Linked DNA regions of Homo sapiens: region 1 is linked to region 2. Evidence: chromatin loops called from intact Hi-C (ENCODE). Cell type or tissue: lower leg skin. All regions are shown on one strand. Each heading gives the region's core, and the rest is flanking DNA. Links, peaks and the distances in the headings are about the cores only. Region 1 has its middle 42 kb from the start of LINC02345. Region 2 has its middle 64 kb from the start of FAM98B.

Region 1 (10,156 bases), core at 1,109-9,108, 390 kb before region 2:
AGATCTTTTAAGTCCTTGAGCATCTTTATGAGAGTTGCTTTAAAGTATTTGTCTAGCAAGTTCACCATCTGGATTTTCTTGGGGTTTCTGTTTTTTTTTAAATGGGGGCCACATTTTACCAGTTTTTAATATGCTTGGTGATGTTTCTTGTTGAAAATTGAACATCTGGATTATAATGAAGTAATTCGGAAAAGAAGTTTCTCCTCCTTCCCCAGGGTTTGCTAATTTGGGTTTTTTTTTTTATTTTTGATTGTTATAGACTGTCTGCGAGGGATGAGCCTGAGGTGTCAGCATCTTCACAGGTCTTTTGAGCCTGCATGCACAAAAGGGTCTACTGTCCCTGGGTATGCACATTAACTCTCTGAATTTCTCTGTATATGTGGTTACTTTTGAATGTCTTAGATTTTAAATATCTGGTTCCCAAAACCAGATTACAATGAAGGGATAGGAGATTGGGGGTAGAATATCAAAAGAGTGCTGACCCTTTAAATCCTCTGAAAGTTAATTCAGCTTTGGGGGAGAGCCTTGCAATGGTGTGGGGAGGGTGTAACAATGGCTGCCTACCTATGTGTCTGCATCTCCAAGATCAAAAATAGCAATCATGGATCAGATCATAGATCCCCAATTTATGAAGGACAGGGCTTTGAGGCTTACCCGGCTCCCACAATGGGTACGGATGTGTTGCCTGCCCTTGGGGTGGGGCATGGGAGATGGGTAGCTGCTACTCTGCTAAAAGCTGAACTTACCCAGTTTGTCATCCAAACTTTCCCCTGGAAGTTGTAAGCCTTCAAACAGATTCTAGATCAGACAGGTTTTGCCAGTGCAGTTGTTGTCTAGGTAGGAAGACAGATTCCTGGTGCTTCCTGCTCTACCATCTTCCCAGAATCCTCGACTTAATCTAGTTTTATAAAATTGGGGAACCAACCTTAACTCAAAAAAAGAATTTAAACCTCTCCTCCATCCAGTCTTTCTCTGCAGAGCAGAGGATCCACTGTTGGTGTCCCTGTGGCCCAGCTGGAAGGTGAGGGAAGTAATACAGTGACAGAGAGGGAGAAGTCTACAGTGAAAGCCTAGTGACCCCAGAGAAAAGGGCCCAAGAGGCTCCCAGGCCTCCATTAGCAGGCTTCCAGATTAAAACAGTGTTCAATAAAAAGGACAATGCAAGATCCGGCTAAGAGAGTCAGGAACTAGAGGAGGAGAAGCATGACAAGATTTTCCAGTGGCTAGTAGGAAACAAGGCTCACATATTCCCTGAGCTGGAGTCTCACTGTTCTCATGGCTTTTTACCTGGTGCCCCTACCCTCAGATATGGATGTAAGGAAAGAGTTAAAAAAGATTATGCTAAAAGGATACCAAATATACTAAATATACGACTTGATAGTCATTGCAATTGGTTGCGCTTTTGATTCAACCTCTCATTCCAGCTGCTTGATAATCTCTGGGATCCTGCATCTGCACTTACCATGTCAGCTGGTCCACCCAGCTTCCTATCACACTTCAGTTCCATAAATGGCTGCCTACAGAGGAAAGCTTCACATGTGCCTAAAAACTCCCTTCAGATCGTCATCAGCCCGTATTCAGCCACAAGGAGGTCTTTCAATCTGAAACTCCAGAGATATTAATATCTATCGCTGTACAAGCCAGCCCAGTTCTGGGAAGGAAGGAAGGGAAGGGAATGTGTGAAGACAAGAGTGAGTGGTGGGTGGGGAGGACTGTTCTGTGCATGTTCCTATCACTTTAGTAGCTCATCAAAGAGAGCAAACGTCAGCACCTCTTGATTTGGTTTTGACTCCCCCAGATTTCTACAATTTCAGATTCTTGTTTTAAGTGCCAGTAAAACCTTTTCCCTTGGGGCTAGGGAACTGTGCAAAGGAAATAATAATACTGGCAGAGTGATTTGTTAGGTGTTCAATGGTGCTAAATCCTTATAAGCAAAAGCTCTCCCTACCTCCACCTATTTGTGCCCTCCCTACGCCCACATACCAGCCAATCTGGAAATGAGGAAAAACACTACAAAAGAGGAAAGGCAGACTCAGCCCCTCTCTAGGGACCTTTGTGCCAGCTACAAAGGAAAGACCACTACAGAGGTAAAAAAAAAATCTTTCTCCTGTCTTTGCCACCCACTCCCCCAATCATGCTCTTAAGACTTAAAGCCACAAGTCAACAGAGCTTCTCCACATTGTTCTTTTTCCCTTTTCATTCAGATTCCAAAATAATCAGAGAAACCCCACCTTACTTTCTCACTCCACAGGAGATGAACCATGCAGTTTGGTAAAATTATTTTGCATCCTGCAATCAGATTTTTATTTCTCCTCTTTCCCTCTGATGTAGCTTGCATTTCTTGGACAATAATGGTTAGAAAGTTGCCTCAGTAACAGGCCTTGGCATTTCTCACAAAGTCCAAATTGGTAACTTCCACCGAAGAGCCCAGTGGCTAATCCCAAATGTGCTTTCTAATTTATGCTCTGTCTGATCCAAAACTGCTCTGTGAATTTCCCACTGTCATGTTCCTGCAGTTCAGTCAGTCATTTTGTAGAAGCACATGATCCTTAGGATCCCAGCACTATATGGCACGGCTGCAAAAATTATTTTTATCTCTGGCTGCTCTATGAGGACTCAGAAAAGATATAAGAAATAGATGAGAAAATAACAAAATTGCGTTTCCAGAGGTATATTAGAGTGGACTGTTATGCAATCCCCTCCAAAAAAAAAACAAACAAACAAACAAAACCTGTATTCACTTTATCCACACGATGGTGCTAGCCTCAAAAAAATCGCCCTTCTCAGTCTTGCAAGAAGAATGAAAACAGTTCCACTTCCCTCTCATTAATGGCAAAGCTGTATACTGTAGCCAAGGCATCACTTACCTAGGGGGACGTTAATTCTGCAAATAAGCACCTAAAATAGATGGGTTCATCCTAATCCCCTTCCCCACCCCACTTCCCAGGGAGATAAAAAGGAACAAAATCACTGTTCTTTTCAACTCACTGATTCAATCATTTTAGCAACCCTGGGGCGTAAGAGTGATTCATGCTGGGCTTTTGGATGTGTGCAATCTTGGCACAGACCCTCACTACGCCTTAGAGGGAGCTGAGTGACTTGGGAGTATGTGGGGGAGCACTAGTCAACCAGCAGTCTAAAGCTCCTCATTGGGTTCTAATAAGTGTTGCTGGGAATGAAAGAAGATGGGAGCACCAGACATTTCACCAGGGTCACTGAATGAAAGAAGTGGATTCAACGTGGGCGCCTTCCAGGCTAATGGGCAAAGAAAACTAGGAAGTCTGTTTTGGGCTTCTCAACTCAAAAATATGCTCTCTACCTGTCTAATGACCAAGTTTCACCAGCTGCCTCTTCTTTTTATGGAATTTAGATCTTTCACTTAAATGTCTTAAAAGCTCAGGGTAATCTTGTTAAGCATGCTAAATAGTGCTTAGGTAACATTAAGATGCCAAATGGAACCAATTACCAGGTGTATAAACAAATAATTTTTAAAAGCAGGAAACCTGTCAAAACCAAAAAGCACTCTCAACTTTAGAAAGGGAGAACCAACTGAAGCTCTTTAATGGCTCTAAGTAAGCCCTTACCTGAAGCTGATACTAATAACAATGATAACCATGAGCAGTGATATGGGTCCAAAATGTCTTCAGACCTGGCCCTGGACACTGGCAGCTTGATGACGCCTGTGATTTGGGAACTAGCAGAAGGCACCACTTACCATTACACCCAAACATCCCCCTGTGGCCCTTTTACATGTTTAAACCCTCCAACTTTAGCCCAGCTGCGAAGAATATTATTTCTATAACTTCTATCTTAAAACATACATTCTAACTGAGAAGGAAGAAACGACTGAAGGAAAAAATTCTCATTAGGATGAATGAGTTCATTAGATTGGCTCATTTATCCTTAGAATAACAAGGGGGTGGCACGTGAGGAGATGGCATGTAGGATAACTAAATGTCAACAAAGAACAAACAGTTTGACAGTCATAAGTTCTGGGAGAAAAACGACCTGGGAGACGGCAACAATGAGTTTGAAAGGATTTTTCTGTTTATCACAGATCAGACATAAAAATGATGATTCACAAGTTCAAAAGATTTTACAGATGCACTCACTTCAGCTCACACCGTGTCTTTTGTTTTAATGTGTAGTTGTTGCAAATATTCTAAATGACATTTTAAAATGCAAATATTTTTAAATGACATTGTAAATTCTGAAAATGTCATTTAAAGCCCAGATTTAGGGCTTCTCTTTAAAAAGTAAAAAGGTTTTTTCCCATAAGTTCAATTGTTTTAATTTTTAACTCCCAAAATAAGTGAAAATGTGGTTTGTCTTTCCCTCCTTGGCCTATTTCACTTAATGTCCTTCAGTTCCACCCATGTTATTGCAAATGACAGGATCTTGTTCTTTTTTATGGCTGAATAGTACTCCATAGTATGTATGTATCACATTTTCTTTATCAGTTTGTCTGTGGATGGACACTTAGGCTGCTTCCAAATCTTGGCTATTGTGAATAGTGTTGCAATAAACATAAGAGTGCAGATATTTCTTCAGTACACTCATTCCTTTTCTTGTGGGTATATGCCTAGCAGTGGGATTACTGGGTCATATGGTATTTCTATTTTTAGCGTTTTGAGAAACTTCCAAACTGTTCTCCATAGTGGATGTACTAATACACATTCACACCAACAGTGTACCATGGTTCTTTTTTCTCCATATAATCGCCAGCATTTGTTATTGTCTGTCATTTGAATAACTGGGGTGAGATTATATTTCATCGTAATTTTGATTTGCAGTTCTCTGATGATCAATTATGTTGAGTGCCTTTTCATATGCCTGCTTGCCATTTGTATGTCTTCTTTTGAGAAATGTTTATTCATATATTTTGCCCATTTTTAATCAGATTGTTAAAATTTTTTCCTATAGAGTCGTTTGAGCTCCTTATATATTCCACCTATTAATCGCTTGTCAGATAAGTAGCTTACAAATGTTTTCCCCCATTCCGTGGGTTGTGTCTTCACTTTGTTGAATTTTTCCTTTGCTCTGTAGAAGCTTTTTAACTTGATGTGACCCCATTTGTCCACTTTTGCTTTAGTTGCATGTGCTTGTGGGATATTACTCAAGAAATTTTTGCCCAGACAAATGTCCTGGAGAGTTCCCTAATGTTTTCTTTTAGTAGTTTCATAGTTTGAGGTTTTAGATTTAGGACTTTAATCCATTTTCATTTGATTTTTATATATAGCAAGAGATAGGGATCTAGTTTTATTCTTCTGAACATGGATATCCAGTTTTCCCAGCACCGTTTATGAAAAGACTGTCTTTTACCCTCTGTGTGTTCTTGGCACCTTTGTCAAAAATGAGTTCACTGTAGAGGTATGGATATATTTCTGGGGTCTCTATTTGATTCCATTGCTCTCTGTGTCTGTTTTTATGCCAGTATCATATAGTTTGGTTACTATAGCTCTGTAGTATAATTTGAAGTCAAGCAATGAAGTTCCTCCAGTTTTGTTCTTTTTGCCCAGGATGGCTTTGACTGTTCTGAGTCTTTTGTGGTTCCATATAAATTTTAGGATTTTTTTTTTATTTCTGTGGTGAATGTCATTGGTATTTTGATAGAGATTGCATTGAATCTGTAGATTGCTTTAGGTAGTATGGACATTTGAACAATATTGATTCTTCCAATCCATGAACACGAAATAACTTTCCATTTTGTTGTGTCCTCTTCAATTTATTTAATCAGTGTTTTATAGTTTTCTTTTTTTGTTGTTGTTGTTGTTGTTTTTTGAGATGGAGTTTCGCTCTTGTTGCCCAGGCTGGAGTGCAATGGCATAATCTCAGCTCACCGCAACCTCCACCTCCCAGGTTCAAGCGATTCTCCTGTCTCAGGCTCCCTAGTAGCTGGAATTACAGGCATGCGCCACCATGCCCAGCTAATTTTACATTTTTAGTAGAGATGGAGTTTCTCCGTGTTGGTCAGGCTGGTCTTGACCTCCCGACCTCAGGTGATCTGCCTGCCTCAGCCTCCCAAAGTGCTGGGATTACAGGCGTGAGCCACCACACCTGGCCCAATCAGTGTTGTATAGTTTTAATTATCATGATCTTTCTCTTCTTTGGTTAAGTTTACATCTAGGTATTTTATTTTATTTGTAGCTATTGTAAATGGAATTGCTTTCTCGATTTCCTTTTCAGATTGTTCACTGTTGGCATATAGAAATGCTACTGATTCTTGTATGTTGATTTTGCAGTCTGTACCTTTAATGAATATGTTTTAGTTCTAGCAGATCTTTTGGCAGATTTTTTAGGTTTTTCCAAATATGAGATTACATTATCCACAAACAAGCAGAATTTGACTTCTTCCTTTTGAATTTGCAGGCCCTTTATTTCCTTATCTTGTCTGATTGCTCTAACTAGGATTTCTAGTACTATGTTGAATAACAATAGTGAAAGTGACATCCTTGTCATGTTCCAGGTCTTAGAGAAAAGATTTTGGTTTTTCCTCATTCAGTGTTATACTAGCTGTGGATCTATCACATATGGCTTTTATTGTATTGAGGTATTTTCTTCCATACCCAGTTTTTTAAGGGTTTTTTTCATAAAGGGATGTTGAATTTTATCAAATGCTTTTTCAGCATCAATTGAAATGATCATGATTTTGTCCTTCATTCTGTTGATATAATGTATCATGCTGATTGATTTGCATATGTTGAACCATCTTTGCATCCCTGGAATAAATCCCACTTGGTCATACTGAATGATCTGTCTAATGTGTTGTTGAATTTGGTTTGCTAGTATTTTGTTGAGGATTTTTACATCACTGTTCATCAGCGATATTGGCCTGTAGCTTTCTTTTTTTGATGTGTCTTTGATTTTGGTATCAGGGTAATACTGGCCATGTAGAATGAGTTTGGAAGTATTCCCCCTCCTCAATTTTTCAGAATAGTTTGAGTAGAATTGGTTTTAGATCATCTTTAAATGCTTGGTAGAATTCAGCAATGATGCCATCAGGTCCAAGGCTTTTCTTTGCTAGAAGACTTTTGATTATGGCTTCGATCTTGTAACTTGTTATTGGTCTGTTCAGGTTTTGAATTTCTTCATGATTCAATCTGGGTAGGTTGTATTTGTCTAAGAATTTAACCATTTCTTTAGGTTTCCCAATTTATTGGCATAAAGTTGCTCATGGTAGCCTGTAATTATCCTTTGAATTTCTGTGGTATTGGTTGTAATGTCTCCTTTTTCATCTCAGAATTTTTTTTATTAGGGTCTTCTCTCTTTTTTTCTTAATCTGGCTAAAAGTTTCTCGGTTTTGTTTATCTTTTCAAAAAACAAACTTTTCATTTCATTGATCTTTGTGTATTTTTATTTAAATTTCATTCATTTCTGTTAAGATTTTTATTACTTCTGTTCTTATACTAATTTTGAATTTGATTTGCTCTTGTTTTTCCAGTTCTTTAAAATGTATAATTGTGTTATTTATTTGAAGTTTTTCTACTTCTTTGAAGGTGCTTATTGCTATATCCTTTCCTCTTAGTACTGCTTTTGCTGTACCCTAAAAGTTTTATGTTGTGTTTCCATTATCATTTATTTCAAGAAGACTTTCAATTTCCTTCGTAATTTCTTCATTGACTTGCTGGTCATTCAGAAACATACTGTTTACCAGTGTTTGTACAGTTACCAACATTCCTCTTGTTATTGATTTCTAGTTTTATTCCATGTGGTCAGATAAGATACTTGATATTATTTCAATTATTTTGAATTTTTAAGACATTCTGTGGCCTAACATATGGCCTATCCTTGAAAATAATCCATATGCTGAGTAAAAGAATGTGTATTCTGCAACCATTGGATGAAATGTTCTGTAAATATCTATTAGGTGCACTTGGTCTATAGTGCAAATTAAGTCAGATGTTTCTTTGTTGCTTTTCAGTCTAGGAGATATGTCCAATGCTGAAAGTTGGATGTGGAAGTCTCTGGCTATTATTGTATTGGGGTCTATCTCTCTCTTTAGCTCTAATAATATTTGTTATATATATCTGGATGCCCCAGTGTTGGGTGCATATACATTTAAAATTCTTATATATCCTCTTGCTGCATTGACCCCTTTATCAATATATAGTGACCTTCTTTGTTTCTTCTTATAGTTTTTGTCTTGAAATCTATTTTGTATGATATAAATATGGCTACTCCTGCTCATTTCATTTTCATTTGCATAGAATATAATTGTCCATCCCTTTATGTTCAGTCTATGTCACTTTACAGGTGATGAGTGTTTTTTATAGGCAATAGATCATTGGATCTTGTTTTTTTTTTTTTTTTAACGAATTAGCCACTCTATGTCTTTTGGTTGGAGAGTTTAGTCCATTTACATTCAATGTTATTATTGATAAGTAAAGACTTACTCCTGTCATTTTAAAATTTGTATCCTGATTGTTTTGTGGTCTTCTCTTCCTTCTTTCCTGTCTTCCTTTAGTGTAGGTGATTTTCTCTGGTGGTATGTTTCAATTTCTTGCTTTTTGTTTTGGTACATCTGTTGCATGTTTTTTGATTTGAGGTTACCATGAAGCTTATAAATAATATCTTATAACTCCTTATTTTAGACTAAGCTCAACTTAATGCTGATTGCTTAAACAAAGTAACAAGCAAGCAAAGAGAGAAGTAATACAAACTCTACACTTTAAATTCATCCCCCACTTTTTAACTTTTTGTTGTTCCTATTTATATCTTATTATATTGTCTGTGTTTTGAAAAATTTTTGTAGTTACTATTTTTGATAGGTTCATCTTTTAGTCTTTGTACTCAAGATATGAGTAGATTACACACCACAATTATTGTGTTATAATATTCTGTCTTTCTGTGTACCCACTATTACCAGTGAGTTTTGTATCTCCAGATGATTTCCTAATGCTCACTAATGTCCTTTTCTTTCAGACTGAGGAAGTGGATTTAGCATTTCTTGTAGGACAGGTCTAGTATTGATGAAATCCCTCAACTTTTGTTTGTCTGGGAAAGTCTTTATTTCTCCTTCATGTTTGAAGGATATTTTCACAGGGTATGCTACTTTAGGATAAAAGGTTTTTTTTTTTTCCTTCTGCATGTTACTTATTTCTTTTCTCTTGCTGCTTTCTTTATCATTGACCTTTGGGAGCTTGATTATTAAATGTCTTGAGGTAGTCTCATTTGGATTATATCTGCTTGGTGTTCTATCACCTTCTTGTACTTAAATATTGATATCTTTCCCTAGGTTTGGGAAGTTCTGTTATTTTCTCTTTAAATATACTTTCCACCCTGGTATCTCTCTCTCTCTTTCTCTCTCTCTCTTTCCTCTTTAAGGCCAATAACTTTTAGGTTTGCCCTTTTGAGACTATTTTCTAGATCTTGCATTTATGCTTCATTCTTTTTTATTCTTTTTTTTCTTTTGTCTTCTCTGGTTGTGTATTTTCAAATAGCCTGTCTTCAAGCTCACTAATTCTTCTGCTTGATCAAGTCTACTGTTAAGAGGCTCTGATGTGTTCTTTAGTATGTCAATTGTATTTTTCAGCTCCAGAATTTCTGCTTGATTCTTTTTTTAAAATTATTTCAATCTCTTCATTAATTTCATCTGATAGGATTCTGAATTCTCTCTCTGTGTTATCTCAAATTTTGTTGAGACTCCTCAAAACAGCTATTTTGAGTTCTCTGTCTGAAAGGTCACATATCTCTGTGTCTTTGGTACTGGTCACAGGTGCTTATTTCATTCATTTGGTGAAGCCATTTTCTGGGTAGTCTTGATGCTTGTAGATGTTTGTGGGTGTCTGGATGTTGAAGAGTTAGGTATTTATTATAGTCTTCTCAGTCTGAGCTTGTTTGTGCCCATCCTTCTTGGGAAGGCTTTCCGAGTCCCTTTTCAAAGAGATTTGGGCACTGTGATCTAAGTCTTTGGTCACTGCAGTTGCATGTGCATTAGGGGGCACCCTAAGCCCAGTGATGCTGTGGCTCTTGCAGGCTTGTAGAGGTACTTCCTTGATGTCTTGAGTGAGACCTGAGAGAATTATCTGGATTATCCAGCAGAGACCCTTGTTCTCTTCCCTGACTTTCTCCCAAACAGAGTCTCTCTCTCTCTCTCTCTCTCTCTGTCTCCTCCCATCACTCTCTCCCCACTTGAAGCTAGGGGAGGAGTGACAGA
Region 2 (10,156 bases), core at 840-8,839:
GAGAAGCAAACACCAGGATTTAAGCCAGAAAGGGATAGGCTAACTCGACTGTTTTGTGCAAATGTAGTCATGTTTATGATCAGGACTGCCTTATTTATAAATTTGCTAACCCTCGAACTTTGAAGGAAAAAGATAAACACCAGCTGCCAGTCCTTTGGTTGTACAACAAGGATCCATGGACAAAATCCCCTTTTCTAGATTGGTTTCTTCAGTGCTTTGTCCCTGAAGTCAGGAAGTACTTTGCTACTAAGGGATTGCCTTTTAAAGTTCTTTGGATATTGGACAATGCCTCTGGCCACCCAGAACTCCCTGGGTTCAACAGTGAAGGCGTTGAGGTGGTCTACTTGCCCCTGAACACAATGTCTCTAACTTAGCCTCTGGATCAGGGGGTCATAAGGACCCAAGGCTCATTACACATGGTTCATGGTACTCTTTGGACAGATTGTCAATGCCATGGAAGAGAACCCTGAGAGAGAGCGAGCATCATGAAAGTTCGGAAGGATTATACCATTGAAGATGCCATCGTTGTTACAGAAAAAGCTGTGAAAGTCATCAAGCTCAAAACAGTAAATTCTCACTAGAGAATACTGTGTCCAGATGTTGTGTGTAACTTCTCAGGATTTATGACAGAGCCAGTCAACGAAACCATGAAAAAGATGATGGGTGTGATGAAAAGGTTGGGGGTATAGGGTTTCAAGATACGGATCTAGGAGAAATTCAAAAGCTAATAGACAACACACCAGATGAATTAACAGAAGACTACTTGGTGGAGAAGAGTGCTTTCAGACAACTGCCAGATGATGAAGAGGAAGACGCAGAATAGGCAGTGCCAGAAAACAAATTGACATGAGAAAACCTGGCAGATGGGTTCCAGTTATTCAAGACTGCTTTTGACTTCCTTTATGACATGAACCCTTCTATGATAAGGGCATTGAAACTAAAGCAAATGAAAGGATTGGTACCACATAGAAACATGGTTTAGAGAAATAAAAAACAAAAAAAGATACAAATTACTTCCAGTGTATTTTTGTAAAGTTATACCTGGGTGCCTGCCTTCCTCCCTCACCTTCCATCTCCTCTACCGACCAACCCCGCCTCATCTCCCCCTCCCCATCCTACCCAATGTGAAGATTATGAGGATGAAGACCTTTACAATGATCCACTCCCACTTAATGAATAGTAAGTACATTTTCTCTTCCTTGTAATTTTCTTGATGTTTCCTTTTCTCTATCTTACTTATATAAATAAAAGATTCTGGAGTTACAAATATAGTACCATATATGAAACTTATTCTCCACATGATTCATAGGCAAGCTATTACTCAAAAAATGGGTGAAGCCTAAAAGTTACAGAGGCCCACCAGATGCCATTAATAAGTTAATTTTATACAAACAAACTCTTTTAAAAACCACTGGTCCCTCACAGAAATTTGCTAGTTAACTGTGCCAAAGTACTAGAACCTGTAGCTTAATGCCTATCATCAGTTTTGGAAAATTCTTTTACTATCTCTTCAAATGTTTCTTCTGCTTTCTTTCCTCTGGTCTCCTTCTATGACTCTAATTATAGATCTTTTCCTTTTTTACCACACACTCTATGTCTCCTTTCTTTATTTTCTATATTTTTATCTCTTCATGCTTCAGTTTAAATATTTTCTTTTGACCTACTTCCAGCTTACAAATTTTTAATGCTGTGTATGATTTTGTGTTAAATCCATCCATTCAAGTCTCAATTTCATTTATGTTTTATCCACTTTAAAGTTTTTATTTGATTACTTACTATACTTCCCAATTTCCTGCCGACATTCCCAGACATGTCTTTTAGTTATTTGAACATACTAATCATATATATTTTAAGTTTATATTTATTTAATAACCTTATTATCTGGATTACTTGTATATTTGTGTCTGTGTTTTTTTTTCTTGATTTTCCATTACATCTTGTCTGCTTATATGCCTAATTGCCTGACTGATTTTTTTTTCTTTTTTGAGACAGGGTCTCACTCTGTTGCTCAGGCTGGAGTGCAGTGGCACCATCTCGGCTCACTGCAACCTGCATCTCAGGCTCGGGATGTCCTCCCACTTCAGCCTGCTGAGTAGCTGGGACTGCAGTGCATGCCACCATGCCTAGCTAATTTTTGTATTTTTTGTAGAGATGGTGTTTCAGCATATTGCCCAGGCTTGTATTGAACTCCTGGGCTCAAGTGATCTGCCCGCCTCAGCCTCCCAAAGTGCTGGGATTACAGGCATGAGCCACTGTGTCTGATCTGCCTGATTTTTTATTTATTTATTTATTTTTTTACTGAGATCTTGACATTGAAGAAATATTTTAAAGCTCTGGATTATATTATCTTCCTCCAAGAAGATTACTTTTGCTTAAGCAGGTATCTAGGCTAGGAGTGCTAGCAATTACAAATCATCTTAATTCAAACAAGAATTGAAATGATTTGATACTGAGCTTCAGTCTTTGAGAGGAATGATTTATTTCTAATTTGCTTTACTCTTAGGATTCATTTCCTGAAATAATTTCCAGGGCCCCTCCTCTGATTTTTCCCCGAGTCCTGTGAATCTGTTGAAAGCTTATTCAGCCTTTCAGCTATTACTTTTTAGACTGTCAATTACCTACAAAGGAAAAGCAGCTCTAAGTGCTGTGCTCACCTCTCTGCACTTTCTTGCTCTCTTGGATCTTGGGCCACAATTTCTTGGCACCTTAGTAGCTCTCTAATACCTTCAAACAAATTTAAAAGAATTTTTTTTAATTTTTCTAATTGTTTTAAATGGGAAAATACTTCTGAGACAACCTAGTCTACCAAAGCTGGAAGCAAAATTTCATTGAAAGGGAAAGATGAAACATGAGCTTTTGCTTTATGAAAGATCAAAGGGTACCAAATTTGCTGATGTTTTCTCTGATGCTATAGAGTTATTGATAGTATGCTTCCTTGCAGATTTCTTTGTAAATAATAAGCATCTTGATCTAGTCTTTTGAGGTAAATATAAAGTTTAACAGCGAGTAAGAAAGGGACTACTTTTCAAAAGAACTTTGTGCTATGGAGAGAGAATTTTGAAAGAAGCATTGGTAAAACATTTCCATCATTTTAAGATTTTGTTGTTGCACGTATCAGGTTAACACTTACAAAGTCTCATCTGCAAGACAGTTACAAATTAGGAATTACAGTTTTTTCAACTGTTTAAATCTTTCTAGCAGAAAAAATTTTATTGAGTCTGGAAGCCATTTGTTAAAAATAAAAAAAGCAACATCTTCTAATTGTTTGCCCAATAGTAGCAGAAATGAACATTAGCTAACTAAATTTTCTCCTCCCTCCAAAAAACCCTTTGCATAATTGGTAGATGGGATTTTAAAAATAACAAGTGTAGTTTAATAAACAGAACCAACAATGAACTTCTTTAATTTAGATTTATATCTTTGTGAATTTTTTCTTTTCCTTTTTTTTTCTTTTTGAGACAGTCTCACTCTGTCCCAGGCTGGAGTGCAGTGGCCTGATTGTAGCTCACTGCAGCCTCAAACTCCTGGGCTCAAGTGATCCTTCCATCTTGGGATCCTCCCTCCCAAGTAGCTGGGACCACAGGTGCATGCCACCACGCTTGGCTAATCTTTTTTTTTTTTTTTTTTTTTTTTCAGATGGAGTCTTGCTCTGTCACCCAAGCTGGAGTGCAGTGGCGTGATCTCAGCTCACTGCAACTTCTGCATCCCAGGTTCAAGCAATTCTCCTGCTTCAGCCTCCCGAGTAGCTGGGATTACAGGCATGTGCCACCACACCCGGCTAATTTTTGTATTTTTAGTAGAGACAAGGTTTCACCACGTTGGCCAGGCTGGTCTTGAACTCCTGACCTCAAGTGATCCACTCGCCTTGGCTTCCCAAAGTGCTGAGATTACAGGTATGAGCCACTGTGGCTGGCCTAATCTTTTCTTTTTTGTAGAGATGAGGTCTCCCTATGTTATCCAAGCTGGTCTTGAACTCCTGGGCTCAGGCAATCCTCTTGCCTCAGCCTCCCAGTGTAAATTTTTTCTAGTTATAGCAGCCATTCACATCAAGTATAAAAATAAGCTGAATGTAGGACCAGACATTTGAAGCATATTCAGTAACTTGCTCACATTAATAATTTGTTAATGACATAAAAAGTGATTTTGTGCCATTTTAATAAATGTATTTAAAAGTATTGTTACTTCATCATTTTTTCTTTTTTAGGTGTTAGAATTCCATGTATAAGTATTGTGGTGTATATATAATTTATAAGTAAACTTATGTATATTAGAAGTAATACTAAGAAATATTAGCTGGTGGGTATGTGATCAAAAAATTTTGGATGCTACTTCTCTAGAGAATATATCAGAGGCAGCATACACTAAAAAAGCAAACAAACAACCAAAAAAACAACAGAGTTTATACTTCAAAGATAAAATATAGTCAAGCTATTAAACAACAAACAAAACAAAACAAAACAAGACAGCTGAGTTAGCATTCCCTCAAATTGCAGAGCCAGGCGGAAGTTGGCATTTCTGCTTCCAATTACTTCTCTTCTCTGTTTTCAGACAGGCACCATGGTTTCCACAAAGCTCTCCTAAAGCCAGAGATGTTTCCAACTGACCTGTAGTAATTAGGAGCACAAGCCTTGAGTCCTGGTGAAGTTATGTGATCTCCGGGAAGTTATAGAAATCGTGCACACCTCAGTTGTCTCATCTGTAGGATGGACTAATAATAGTATTTTATTTATTTCTTTTTACCAACTGACATCTGAGCACCTCTCCCGTTTGTAGCTGTTGTCTCTCCATCTATTCTGGGACTCTCTGTGGAGCCAAAGGGTCCAGATATTCCCTACCCCTGGCAGTTGGAACACAAGTGGCTGTGGTGGAACTGAAGGCCCAGTGTTGGCAAGGCCAGTGAGGGTTCTAGCCAGAGCAGTTTCGTAGTATCACCTTTCCGGTCCTAGTTCTTTTTCCTTCTTGTCAATTCTGTGAGCCAATCAATAGTCTTCAAATAAAACACCTTTCTGCCTACGTAAGCTGGAGTCACTTCTGATACTTGCATCCAAGGACTTTGAGAAGGGCATTATCTTACTCTGGTTTTGTTGTTGTTCATTCTGTTTTTAAAATTATGTACAAATGGTTCAAATACTTTTTTGGCATACAATGTTATGAATTTTAACATCTGTATGGATTAAAACACCACTGCAATCAGGATACAGAACAGTTCCATACCTGGCAAAACTCCTTTCTGCTACCTTTATGTAGTCATGCCTGCCCACTTACACTCATGTGCACCACCCAGTGGTCAGTCTGGGTAGTGGTCTATCATGAGTTCAGTTCTCAAAGTCTTTTTGGTAGGCCAATTGCGATCAGATCCGTACATGTACAACTAAAGGGTAAGCCCAGTAGTTAACAAACAACTTTATGGGTCACTTTCCAGAGCTCATACCTCTCTGCAATTTTCCAGTAATTTCAGGTTCTCAAGCTCTCCTCTTTGGGCCTGTGGCCAGCATGCAGAGGCTTTACTTACCCCGCTCTGCCATCCATGGGACCAAGTGGTAGAAGGTTGGTGAGACAGAGAGAGAGAGAGAAAAGGCAACAGGGTTTGCTCCATCCTCTTGGGATCACAGCTTCATGGTTTGGGGAGGAAATCTCCCCTCTATCACAGTTTTGGCTCCTGTTGAATTGCAGCCTCTACCACTGTTGCCATGGGATTGTGGGGTGCAAGCAAATGGAGAGAATGAAAAAGAGTGAGGGGACTTATACATCATCTTGGAGTTTTAGGAGTTCCTTTTTCTACTCCTGAGCCAGATCTAGAGGCTTGCTCTTGGACCTCTAGAGAGAGATCATTCCAGTGCCGGCTCCCCAGTTCAACAGTGCATTAAGTTTAGGCCATGAGATACCAGAAAGGAAAAAATGATAAACTCCACCAGTTTGGTGAAACTTTGAATTCTGGTCTTCTTCCTCAATCAGTCTGCTACCAATTTCATTCCAGAGTCCTCAAATAGGCTCATACACTCTGTCCAGAATTCAGAGTTGTGTTTACTAAGAGACATTTTTGTTTTTTGCAAGGATCCAAGGTGATATTGCATGTATTATAGCAGAATGCCTGATACAAATTGAAAGATCATTAAATATTAGATATTTTAACTCATTTATTCTGCTTAAGCTATTAACCAAAATTAATTATTAACATCAAATTTATTTTAAACTATTTAAGACCAAGAGACTGACTTAAAAACAATTTAAACTAACTTTAATTTACATTTTAAACAATTTAAATGCCCAGGACCCAGTATGATATTATGTTCTTTTGAAAAGACTTTCTCTGAAACACTTTTTCTCCTCCCCTGCCCACATTTTAAACTTGATTTACAGGTCAGGTTTATTTACAGTTGTGATGTGCTATGATATTTGTGTCACAGGACAAAACGATTTGAAGATGACCCTATACCCCTATCATCTGTAGGTCAAAACTGAGAGGTGAGGAATAGATGGGGCAGGGAAGCTCTGGTTCAAGGATGGTGTTTTTCTCCCTTCTGAGTCATCACTTGTGACCACAAGTCCATTAGTGTGGAGATTTTCAGGGGATTTTTTTGTTTGTTTGTTTGTTTGTAACTTAGGCCAGTGAAAAAAGAACAGGAATTAGAGTCTGAAGAATTCAGTTCATTGACACTAGGAGATGAACCAAACAAATCTGCCCACCCACAACCTGAAAATAAAACGTACACACATAAAATAACAATGTAATACATAATGTAATTAGTAAATAAAGCTGTATTGGAACGGGGTCACACTCATTTCTTTACATATTCTCTATAGTTACTTTCCTGCTATAACAGCAGAGTTTAGTAGTTGGAACATAAACCATTTTGCAAAACCTAAAATATTTACTGTATGGCTTTTTTACAGAAAAAGTTTGTGTAGAAAATCCAAAAGAATTGACAAAAATACTCCTGGAACTAATAAGTTATTATAACAAGTTTGGAGGATACAAGGTTAATATACAAAAGACAATTGCTTTCCTATATACTAGCAATGAACAAATGGAATCTGAAATTTAAAACATAATGCCATTTACATTAACACTCAGCTATAAGTCTTAAAAGTATGTACAAGATCTATATGGGGAAAACGACAAAACTCTGATGAAAGAAATCAAAGAAGATCTAAATAAATGGAGAGATAATTCATGCTTATGAATGGGAAGACTCCATATTATCAAGATGTCAGGTCTTCGTAACTTGATTTACAGATTCAGTGCAATCCCAATCAAAATTCCATCAAGTCATTTGTGGATACTGGCAAACTGATTCTAAAGTTTATATGGAGCAGTGAAAGACCTAAAATAGCCAATACAATATTGAAGGAGAAGAACAGAGTTGGAGGAGTGACACTCGAGAACTTCAAGACTTCCTAGAAAGTTACGGTAATCAAGACTGTGTGGTATTAATGAAAGAGTAAACAAATTAATGGAACAGAATGGAGAGCCCAGAAATCGATTCATGTAAATAGAGTCGACTGATTTTTGACAAAGGAGCAAAGGCAATAAAATGAAACAATGGACATCCATATGCAAACAAATGAATTTAGACTGAGACCCTTCATCAAAATTAACTAAAAATGGATCACAGACCTAAATGTAAAAGGCTATATTATAAAACTCCTAGAAGGTAACATAGGAGAATCAAGATGACCTGGTTTGGTGATGACTTTTTTGATGCAATACCAAAGGCATGAATTATGAAAGGAAGAATTGATAAACTGGACTTTATTAAAAATTTTTAGAGAACTGCTCTGAAAAATATACTTCAAGAGAATGAAAAGACAAGCCACATACTGGGAGAAAATGTTTGCAAAAACATATCTGATAAAGGACTGTTGTCCAAAATTAAAAAAACAAAAAACAAACTTAAAACTCAACAATAAGAAAACAAACAACCCAATTAAAAAATGGGCCAGGCCAGGCACTGTGGCTCATGCCTGTAATCCCAGCACTTTGGGAGGCTGAGGTGGGCAGATCCCTTGAGTCCAGGAGTTCAGGACCAGCCTGGGTGACATGGCGAAACCTCATCTCTACAAAAATTAGTCAGATGTGATGGCACATGCCTGTAGTCCCAACTACTCAGGAGACTGAAGTGGGAGGATCAGTTGAGTCCAAGAGGCAGAAGTTGCAGTGAGCTGAGATTGTGCCACTGCACTCAAGCCTGGGTGACAGAGTGGGACCCCATCTGAAAACAAAGGGCCAAAGGTCTTAACAGATATCTCACCAAAGCAGATATACAGATGGCAAACAAGCATATGAAAAGATGCTCCACCTCATTTGTCATCAGGAAAATGCAAATTAAAATAACAATGAGATACCACTACATACATATTAGAATGGCCAAAATCCAGAGCACTGACAACAACAAGTGGTGGTGAGGTTGTGGAGCAATGGGAACTCTCATTTATTGCTGATGGAATGCAAGGCTGTACAGCCACTTTGGAAGACAGTTTGGTGGTTTCTTACAAAATTAAACATAAGCATACCCTTACCATATCATTCAGCAATCACACTCCTTGGTATTTACCTAAAGGAGGAGAAAACTTTTGTCCACACAAAAATCTGCACAAGGATGTTTATAGCAGCTCCATTCATACTTGCCAGAAGTTGGAAGCAACCAAGATGCCCCTCAGTAGGTGAATAGATAAATTATGGTACATCTAGACAAGGGAATATTATTCAGAGCTAAAAAGAAGTGAATTATTAAGTCATAAAAAGACATGGAAGAAACTTAAATGCATATTACTAAGTGGAAGAAGCCAATCTGAAAAGGCTACATATTGTATGATTCCAACTATATGACATTCCACACCCACAGATGTAAACACCAAGAATGAGCCCCAATGTACACTATGACCTTTGGATGGTAATAATGTGTCAATGTAGGTTCATCAATAGTCATAGATGTACCACTCTGCTGCTGGATGTTGATATTAGGGGAGGCTATACATGTGTCGGGGAGGGGGATATATGACATAGCTCTGTGCTTTCCTCTCTATTTTGCTGTGAACCTAAAACTGCTCTTAAAAAAACAAGTATTAAAAAAAGTTTGCCAACCCCTGTTTTGGAGCTAACTCTGATCATTTGGGCAAATAATTTTTTCTCTCTCTGGGTACGTCTGTTTCCACATTTATATAAAAAGAAAGAGCTGAACTAGATAATCTGTAAGGCCCCATCTGTGCCTCACATGCTGTCTCTCTCTGCCACTATTGTTAAAGGACAACACACTATTGGTTGATTTTAAATGTTTACTTTTGGAAAATTTCAAACCTATACAAATGCAGAGAGAATGGTATAACAAGCCCTCATGTACTCATCACCCAACTTCAACAAATACAAACTCATGGCCAATCTGGTTTCATTCATACCCTCCTAACTCCCAGGCACTACCACCTACTACCACCCCACTAGATTTTTTAAAAGCAAAACCTAGACATTATCATGTCATTCATAAATATAGTATACAGCTCTAAGAGATAAGGGTTCTTTTTTAAAACATATGAAACTATTTAAAACATTTTTTGCTGAGATAAAATTCACCATTTTATCCATTTTACAGTATATAATTAAATGGTTTTTAGTATATACACAACGTTGTCCTTCACTAGTAAAGCTGTCCTTCTCTATGGTGGGCATGGAAAATAGGAAATTCCCTTCCATCACCCCAAAAAGAAAACCCTTACACATTAGCAGCCACTTCCAAATCCTCACAACCCTTTAGACTACTTTCTGTCTCTATAGATTTGCTTATTTCGAACATTTTATATAAATGGAATCATACAATGTGTGGCTTTTTTGGTCTGGCTTCTTTCACTTAGGATAATGTTTTCAAGACTCATCAATATCATAGAGGTATCAGTACTTCATTCCTTCTTCTGGCTGAATAATATTCCACTGTATAGGTAAACCCCATTTTGTTTTCCCATTCATCAGTTGATCAACATTTGGATTATTTTCTCCACTTTTTGGCTATTATCATCAATGCTATTGTGAAAATTCACGTATCACTTCTTGTGACAGCATATGTTTTCTTTTCTCTTGGGTATATACCTAGGAGTGGAATTACTGGATCATTGGTTATTCTACATTTAACTTTTTGAGGAATTGCTAGACCGTTTTCCAAAGTGG

What was found. Hi-C counts contacts between places; a loop is a spot of excess contacts. Peaks named below come from ENCODE experiments on the same cell type or tissue, not always from the same donor. Only the 100,000 strongest peaks of a DNase experiment are listed, where the experiment ranks them.
Region 1: it touches region 2 in a loop (6-fold over the local background); 54 of 110 quality-filtered maps call a loop at or near these places.

The regions. Positions count from the first base shown.
Region 1 is chr15:37,993,143-38,003,298 of GRCh38, forward strand. It overlaps a transcript of TMCO5A not described here. Among named protein-coding and RNA genes, the nearest start is that of LINC02345, 42 kb to the right of the region's middle. In lower leg skin, for the core only: no CTCF peak of the experiment used is centred there; no DNase peak of the experiment used is centred there.
Region 2 is chr15:38,384,841-38,394,996 of GRCh38, forward strand. No RefSeq gene overlaps it. Among named protein-coding and RNA genes, the nearest start is that of FAM98B, 64 kb to the right of the region's middle. RefSeq lists a silencer at 2,179-2,362. In lower leg skin, for the core only: no CTCF peak of the experiment used is centred there; a DNase peak (open chromatin) is centred at 5,278.